2 separate regions of the Homo sapiens genome follow, and region 2 is linked to region 1. A link is an interaction called in ENCODE POLR2A ChIA-PET data of the cell type or tissue named here. Cell type or tissue: Panc1. All regions are shown on one strand. Links, peaks and the distances in the headings refer to the core of each region. The heading gives the core; the rest is flanking DNA. Region 1 overlaps BHLHE40 (basic helix-loop-helix family member e40). Region 2 has its middle 14 kb from the start of ARL8B.

Region 1 (4,390 bases), core at 1-4,000:
GCTTTTCATGTGCTTTGTATTCAATCAGAATAAGCTTAGTCAACCTGGCAGGTAAATATTGGTTCAATTTTTGTTTAACCCTTGCCAGGGGTTCATGATCATCCTCTACCTCTTTCCAGAGTTAAGTAAAAAGCATATTTTCCCCTGCCTGCTTTCATCGTGGTCCTTGGAACTTGACAGAAAACCAAGGTATGACACCGTGGGCAGCAGTGTCTGGGGAGCCTGCTGGAGGGAGAGGCACATTGAGAAAAGATTTACTGGATTATTATGCAATACTAATTGATGCTAGGATAGCACCTCTTTGCCAAAGCAGTCTAGCTTTTTCAAATCTAGCAAGGTCTAATGGATTTGCCATATCCTGTCTTATTCCTGCTGGAGGCAACATTCCATAATTATTTTCTACATCCTTCCTGGACTTCCTCTCCGGTATGTTTGTGCGTGAATGCATATTGGGTGTTCCTTCGACAAGTGCTCTTATTTAAAAAAAAAAAAAAAAAATTCCATGGGAAAGGTGGGAAATGACCCTGTCGTGTATTTTTGCCTCTCTCCTTTGCCTTGATTTGCAACATTCCTGTGGGATACTCCCTGTCAGAGGTGTCCTGATGTTTCCTGATGGCCAGCGCCTGACTCAACACGCTCCGGCTCCCAAAGCATCCCAGTCTGCCAGGACTCCCTGGTTGTCTGGAGTACAGCAGGGAAGCTGCCCCTAGGGATTTCTTAGCCAGGCAGAGGCTCCACCTGACCATGAAGACTGTTTGCTTCACATGTCACCTTCCCTGTCTCCTGATGGGCCAGCAGGTGAAAGTGAGCATTGTCTGCTTGTGCTGGATGCATATGGAATGCACGTAACTGTCCCCAGGCCACAGGCTGTTGTGCAAGGAGCCGGGACCAGGAGGTGGAAGCCTGGCATCAATAGCTGGTGGTCTATCACCTCCCTCTCCACGCCTGCTTTTGACTAGATAAAATAAGAATTCCGAGCCCTTCTCACAAGTCCCAGAGCAGGCAGATGGCAAATTCTGTAAGCCACTCTTTCTCCCAGCCCAACGCCTGGGCTTCCAGGTCTCATGCCTGTGAAACACCTCAATTGCTCCATGAGTTGCCAGACCTCTCTAGCTAGACTTTTTTGGAAAAAACCCAACAAATCAAACTTACCCTGGTGATATAGCCGGGGGTTGAAAAATCAAGACCAAACTCTTTTTGCATAACCCTCTCTTTTTCCCAGGCCACTGCAGGAGGAGTAGCTTTGGGGAAAGGAGGAAGTGGTTGGAGCAACCTGAACTAAAAAAAAAGATTTGAGGGTTCCACACACAGTCAACCCAGAATCCCGCTATGGGAACCTGCCCCTGTCAAACAGCGCCTCAAGTTGCAGCTGTCCCTCCACTTCATTTTTTGCTTCCAGCTCGCCCTTAACCTCTCTTCTAGCCCAGTTCTAGCGGCATCCAAATGCGCTCAGAGGGAGGTGCGGGGGAGGGGCGCGCACCCCAGCCTAATGCCCACTGCGGACAAAGAGGACTTCTGTTTAAAAAGCGGGGTGTGTGAGTGTCAGGGGGCGAAGCGCTGGCTCCGGGGCCAAGGAGAGGTGGCAGGAGGCAGGGGAGCGGAGGCTGGGCATCTGGCCGCCTTCAGACAGGGCGTGATCCGCCGGGCCTGCCGGGATGGTCTCACCCAGCGCTGACCTGCCCCGCCTGTTGACACAACGTCACGTTTCCGACTGCAGCCCTTTCATGTGCGGCCCGCGGCTAAAAGCGGCTGCCGGTTCCTGGAAGCAGACGTGCCTGGCACCGCGTCAGCAGAAACCTGATCCCCGGGGAAGCTCGGCAAGGCCTTGGGATCGCTCGGCCCCCAGAACTAGGGCCTGGCAGCGGGCACGGGACGCCCCCCCTCCCTCGCGCCCAGCAGGAGGGAATTCGAGCGCTCCCCGTCGGCGGTGGGGAGGGAGGACTGGGTGGGGTAGGGAGCTGGATTTAGGCAGAGCACGGGGACCAGGGCTTAATTGACTAGAAGCTAGAAGCTTCCCACGGGTCATCGCTCACTAATGCACGTCAAACAACCTAGAAGTATCATTATGGGTACTATTACAATTCACATTTTGTAGATAAATAAAAGCAGGCTCAGAGAGGAGAGGTAACTAGCCCGAGGTCACACAGCTTCTGAGGGGGCTAAACCTTTTGTAGGATGGTGGATCTGTTGGTTTGTGGGTCCCTTAATTGGATCCAAGGAGAAGGCTTTCACAGAGCCGAGTTGTTAATGACTATAATAGTACAAATATGGATATTTATTACTAAGAATAATTACAGCAAATGTGTTTGTGGCATTTACTATTTGCCAGGCACTCTGCAAAGTGCTCTACATACAATAACTTCTTTATCACTGCAAGGCCATGAAGTAGGTAAATTAGTATACAGTTAATGAACTGTAGGCACAGAGAGGTTAAGTAATTTGCTCAAAGTCACACAGCTCCATTGATGACTTGTAAGTTAAACCTAGGAAATTTGGCTGCAAAGTTTATGTGCTTAACTATAAAACCACACTGCCCTTCTAGTTAAGTTAATAATAGTAAAAGTAGTAATAATTACAATTATTACTATCCTGTTTTGAGTACTTTCTTTGTGCCAGGTATCAACCACGTCATGTGAATCGCCTCTACTTATAGCAACTGTGAAGGGTAGATATTAATATGCCCCTTTTTTAAGTAAAAAAAATTTTAAACATGCTCATTTTACAAATGAGGAAACTGGAGTTCAAAGAGGGGAAATGCCTTATCTGAGGTGACACGACACCTAAGGGACAAAGCCATCCTTTTTTCTGGTATGGAACTGCTTCTACGCTGAGCTCCTGTCATGTTGGGCTTTGATACACATTATCTCATTTAATCCTCCAAATAGCCCTGCGGAATAGGTACTATGATGCTCAGCCTGTGGCTGAGATAACCAACCTCAGAATAAAGTTATTTGCCCAAGTCTTTATTTGTTCCTTACCGATGTCCCCACACACCATCTCACAGCGAAGAATGGGCCCATCCTCTGGTTAGAGAAACTAACCCAGCATGACTATCAAGGACTATGGGGGGGGCGGTGGGGGGGCACCCTATAGGTTGACTGTGCGAAGAACCAGAATCTGGGCTTGAAGCAACTATACCAAAGTATTGTGGGCCAGGCACGGTGGCTCATGCCTGTAATCCCAGCACTTTGGGAGGCCTAGGTGGGAGGATCACTTGAGGCTGGGAGTTTGAGACCAGCCTGGGCAACATGGCGAAATCCCATCTCTACAAAAAATACAAAAATTAGCCAGGCGTGGTGGTGCATGCCTGTGGTCCCAGCTACTTGGGAGGCTGAGGTGGGAGGATCACTTGAGCCCAGGAGGCAGAGTTGCAGTGAGCATGATTGCGCCACTGCACTCCAGCCAGGTGACAGAGAGAGACCCTGTTTAAAAAAAAAAAAAAAGTATTCTGCGGGGAAGGGGAGAGATTCCTTTTCTTATGTCTCTCCTAAGATTAGGAAAGGTGTAGGCCTAGGGGACTAGCGAGGTATGAACCCCCTGGGGCAGGGCAGTTCTGCTGGAGGGAGGGAGAGAAGGAGGGAGGCAGAGACTGAGTTCCAAGCTCTCTCTCTGGAAGGGAGCCTCTGCAGGCTCAGAGACCAGGCCACCGCAGCTCCTGTCCCTCTCAGATTTCTTCGGCCCACCCACACCCTAGCCTGTCTCTCCCCTTTGGCCACCACCCCAGTACTTGGTTTGTGAGGGGTATATAAGAGGCTGCCTCGCTTTGTGGAACAGGGCCAGGATCTCAGGTTAGAGAGGAGACAGCATGTGTTGAGTTCCCACATGGTTTCATATGAAGACTGTGTGTTAACGGGATCGGCATGTTCTCCTGAGACCCAGCATTCCCTGAGGTGTCTGCCACGTGGCGTGGAGGGAGGGAAGGCTCCAGGTTTCTCACCCTTCATCAGCAGGAACAGCTTCCTTTTCGTGTCTTACCACTGTAATCGTTTGTTTGAACAAGAGTTTTATTGCTGAAAAGACATCACAAACAAGTTTTGAAGGCCACCAATGACAGCCCCTTCCTCAAGCACTGCCTTCACCTCACTGGCCTCTTTCCCTAGGATCCAGAGGGAGGCTGAGGCCATTCAAAGCCACCCCAACACACACCCCACCCAGCACCACCCCCTGTTTATCCCCAGCCATCTGTTTGGCCCGACAACCACAGCAGAACATGAGCCGGGTGAAGCCTCTCCCATTGGCCATGGAAGCCACTGACATGCTCGTCTCGCGGCTGGGCCATCCAGTCTTGTGATGTGGCTGGATTTGGGCCCAGAAGGTTTCTTCCACTATAGATGGGGCCCTCCCTTCCCTGGGGATTCTCAGCAAAGATGTGGAGGTGGGACATGAGGGT
Region 2 (4,390 bases), core at 184-4,183, 120 kb after region 1:
TCTGTCATCCAGACTGGAGTGCAGTGGCACAATCTTGGCTCACTGCAACCTCCACCCCCTGCAGGGTTCAAGCGATTCTCCTGCCTCCTGAGTAGCTGGGATTACAGGCATGCGCCAACATGCCCGACTGATTTTTGTATTTTGCATGGAGACGGGGTTTCACCGTGTTGGCCAGGCTGATTTTGAACTCCTGTCCTCAAGCGATCACCCACCTCGGCCTCCCAAAGTGCTGGGATTATAGGCGTGAGCCACTGCGCCCAGCCAGTGGAGTCATTTAAATGAAAAATTCAGAACAGCTTCAGGTCCAGATCAGTCAGGGTGCTCCACCAAAATAACACCAGAAAACTTTCTCCTCTGCTAAATGGTCGCGTAGGTGTTTCTAGTTACAATGATGACCCTTGTCTTAGTGTTTATGCCACTTGATGTTCCTTTGTTTCCTATAAATATTCAAAACCATAGACTGTCAAAATGGAAAGAGAATTATGTCAGAGATGTGTGGGTGCAGCCAGGCACAGTGGTTCACCCTATAATCCCAGCACTTTGAGAAACTGAGGTGGGAGGATCATTTGAGCCCAGGAGTTTAAGACCAGCCTGGGCAACATAATGAGACCTTATCTCTACAAAAAAGTCAAAAAAGGAGCTGGGTGTCATGGCACGCACCTGCAGTCCCAGCTACTTAGGAAGCTGAGGTGGGAGGATTGCTTGAGCCTGGGAAGTCAAGGCTGCAGTGAGCTGTGGTCATGTCACTGCACTGCAGCCTGGGTGACACAGCAAGACCCTGTCTGATTTTGAACTTCTGTCCTCAAGTGATCCACCCACGTCATCACTAAAACAATTAAATTAAATTAAAAATAACAGAGATGAGTAGGTGGAATACAGGGAATTTTTAGATGAAACAATTCTTTATGACACTGTAATTGTTGATACATAACATTCTACATTCGTCCAAACCCATCGAATATACAATGCTGAGGCTGAACCCCATTGTAAACTATAGACTTTAGTTAATAATAAGGTAGCAATATTGGTTCCTCAGTTAAAACAAAGGTAATTTGGGAAGCTATGGGGCTAGAGGAAGAGTACATTGGAACCATCAGTACTATCTGCTCAATTTTCTGTAAACCTGAAACTTCTCTAAAAAATATAAAGCCTATTTTATTTTATTTTATTTTATTTTTGAGATGGAGTCTCACTCTGTTGCCCAGGCTGGAGTGCAGTGACACAATCTTGGCTCCTAGTAACCTCTGCCTCCTGGCTTCAAGCGATTCTCCTGCCTCAGCCTCCTGAGTAGCTGGGATTACAGGCATTCATCAACACATGCCCAGCTAATTTTTTTTTTTTTTTTTTTTTTTTTGAGATTGAGTCTCACTCTCTCACCCAGGCTGGAGTGCGGTGGCACGATCTTGGCTCGCTGCAACTTCTGCCTCCCAGGTTCAAGCAATTCTCCTGCCTCAGCCTCCCGAGTAGCTGGGATTATAGGCATGTGCCACCATGCCTGGCTAATTTTTATATTTTTAGTAGAGACGGGGTTTCACCATGTTGCCCAAGCTGATCTTGAACTCCTGACCTCAGGTGATCTGCACACCTCAGCCTCCCAAAGTGCTGGTATTACAGGCGTGAACCACCATGCCCGACTTACACAGGGTATTTATTTTTTATTTTTATTTTTTGAGACAGGGTCTTTCTCTGTCACCCAGGCTGAAGTGCAGTGGCACAATCTCGGCTCACTGCAGCCTCCTTCTGGGTTCAAGAGATTCTCCTGTTTTTTTTTTTTTTTTTTTTTAGCCTCTTGAATAGCTGGGATTATATGCACATGCCACAACACCAAGCTAATTTTTGTATTTTTGGTAGAAATGGAGTTTTGACATGTTGGCCAGGCTGATCTTGAACTCCTGACCTCAGGTAATCCATCCGCCTCAGCCCCCAAAGTACTAGAATTACAGGCATGAGCCACCATGCCCAGCCTATAATGGCTATTATAAAGAGAGAATTCTTATCTCTACCATGCAGGAATCCCTTCCTCTTATCTCATTTCAGTCAGGTTGCTATGAAATGGGAAGGTTTTAGAGATAAAAGGTTCTTTAATTTTATCTTATCCAAACTCTTCAGTTCATAAATAAACTGAAGCCCAGAGAAAGGAAGTGACTTGCTGAAAGTCACACAGCCATTTAGTTTTCAAAGCCAAGAATTTTTTTTGAGACAAAGTCTTGCCCTGTCACCCAGGCTGGAGTGCAGTGGTGCGATCCTGGCTCACTGCAAACTCTGCGTCCTGAGCACAAGCGATTCTCCTGCCTCAGCCTCTTGAGTAGCTGGGATTACAGGCGCATGCCACCATGCCTGGTTAAGTTTTGTTTTTTTGGAGAGACGGGGTTTCACCATGTTGGCCAGGCTGGTCTCAAACTCCTGACCCCCTGACCTCAGGTGATCCACCCACCTCAGCCTCCAAAAGTGCTGGGATTACAGGCGTGAATCATTGCACCCAACCTGAGAACTCTTTAATTCAAGACACGGCTTTTCTTCCAGCAGTGTGGTCTTTTTATTTCCTGCACAGGACTCTTCACACCACTCTACTTTGCACTGAGTATCTGTTTTCCACCTATGGAATTCTCATATGATTGGTTGTTCTTAAAATGGGGGTGACTAGCTCAATTTTTAAATAATGAAGAAGAGGCGGGGCCTCGTGACTCATGCCTGGGATCACTTGAGCCCAGGGGTTTGAGGTTGCAGTAAGCTGTGATTATACCACTGCACTCAAGCCTGGGCAACAGAGCAAGATCCTGTTTCTGAAAAGCAAAATAAAATAAATAAAAATAAAATAATGGGCCGGGCACAGTTTCTCATGCCTGTAATCCCAGCACTTTGGGAGGCCAAGGTGGGCAGATCACTTGAGGCCAGGAGTTCAAGACCAGCCTGACTAACATGTCTCTACTAAAAATACAAAAATTATCTGGGACTGGTGGTGTGTGTCTCATAATCCTAGCTACTTGGGAGGCTGAGGCATGTGAATCACTTGAACCCGGGAGGTGGAGGTTGCAGTGAGCTGAGATCGCACCACTGCACTCCAGTCTGGGTGAGTGAGACTCTGTCTCAAAATAAAAAAGAAAGAAAGAATGATGAATGTTCCTTCTAAAGAGAATGTCCTAATTGAGTCTTGCTTCCCTTTTCCTGAAGGCCAAAACTCTTCCTTTAAAAGATGGAACTGACATTCTGCTCCTTGCAGATTTTGGGGAGCACCTGTAGTGACATCCACAGCTAATGAAAAACTCTGGCTCTCTAATCGACTTGGCCCAAAGCAGAAATGTCCTGTAGATAAGGCTCAGGTGCTGTCAGTTTCAGATGCTACTAGGTTGGTAATCAGGCCAGTGAGAACCTATGCAATGTGTCACATTTATTTCATTCTTTGGAGCCAAAACAATGATCACCTTAGACAAATGCAAAGGTAATAATAAAACAAATGCCTGAGAGATGAGATTTCAGGTACCCCAGGCTGGCTCACTCATTTAAAATGATTTTAGTAATTTAAGTAGAAATGGTTACTGTCCTTAAGAAGATTATGACTTAGCTGGGTGTGGTGGCTCACACCTGTAATCCCAGCACTTTGGGAGGCCGAGGTGGGTGGATCACGAGGTCAGGAGATTGAGACCATCCTGGCTGACACGGTGAAACCCTGTCTCTACTAAAAACACAAAAAATTAGCTGGGTGTGGTGGCACGCGCCTGTAATCCCAGCTACTTGGGAGGCTGAGGCAGGAGAATCGCTTGAATCTGGGAGGTGGAGGTTGCAGCGAGCCAAGATCGTGCCACTGCACTCCAGCCTGGGTGACAGAGCGAGACTCTGTCGCTAAATAAATAAATAAATAAAGATTATGACTTAAACTCGCATCTCTAACTGTAACATATCCCTTCTCTGTGCCTCAGCTTTTCACTAAGTAAAACTAGAATGGTCTTGGAGTCATTCAGCTGTGATGCCACAGAATTCTACCTTTCTTACATAACAGACACAAAGCAAATACATGAGTCAATCTTATCTCTCACCCTTGTCCTTCCCCATCTACATTCCCAGGGCTCTGGGATTCCTGACCCTATAAAGGATGCATCAATGGGTCCGTGTGTCTCAGCACATGATCCTCAGTTCCCATTCCTGTAACTTAAATCTAGGCAAAGTTCAAAGGGAATAGCCACCCACATGACTTTGTACACTATTCCAGCGACTTCAGCAGAAAATACTTCCTCAGCTAAAACATCAGATAAGGGTGGTAACCTTACCCATATTTTACAGATGAGAAACTAAGCCCCTGAATTGTTGATCATATGTCCTAAGTCACTATGTTCCAGAAATAATGACTAGGATTTAGAGAATATTAACGCTGTGCTAGGCTGTTTTTTTTTTG

What was found. ChIA-PET counts read pairs that join two places held together with the same protein. Peaks named below come from ENCODE experiments on the same cell type or tissue, not always from the same donor. Only the 100,000 strongest peaks of a DNase experiment are listed, where the experiment ranks them.
Region 2: POLR2A ChIA-PET joins it to region 1 with 7 read pairs; 3 of 35 experiments call an interaction of 5 or more read pairs at or near these places.

The regions. Positions count from the first base shown.
Region 1 is chr3:4,985,292-4,989,681 of GRCh38, forward strand. It overlaps BHLHE40 (basic helix-loop-helix family member e40), which reads left to right. Exons shown (of 5, transcript NM_003670.3): 5 at 1-32. Among named protein-coding and RNA genes, the nearest start is that of BHLHE40-AS1, 7.5 kb to the left of the region's middle. RefSeq lists enhancers at 397-1,294, 1,295-2,192, 3,810-4,310. In Panc1, for the core only: no CTCF peak of the experiment used is centred there; no DNase peak of the experiment used is centred there; H3K4me3 peaks cover 2,302 bases; H3K27ac peaks cover 3,350 bases.
Region 2 is chr3:5,106,466-5,110,855 of GRCh38, forward strand. No RefSeq gene overlaps it. Among named protein-coding and RNA genes, the nearest start is that of ARL8B, 14 kb to the right of the region's middle. In Panc1, for the core only: no CTCF peak of the experiment used is centred there; no DNase peak of the experiment used is centred there.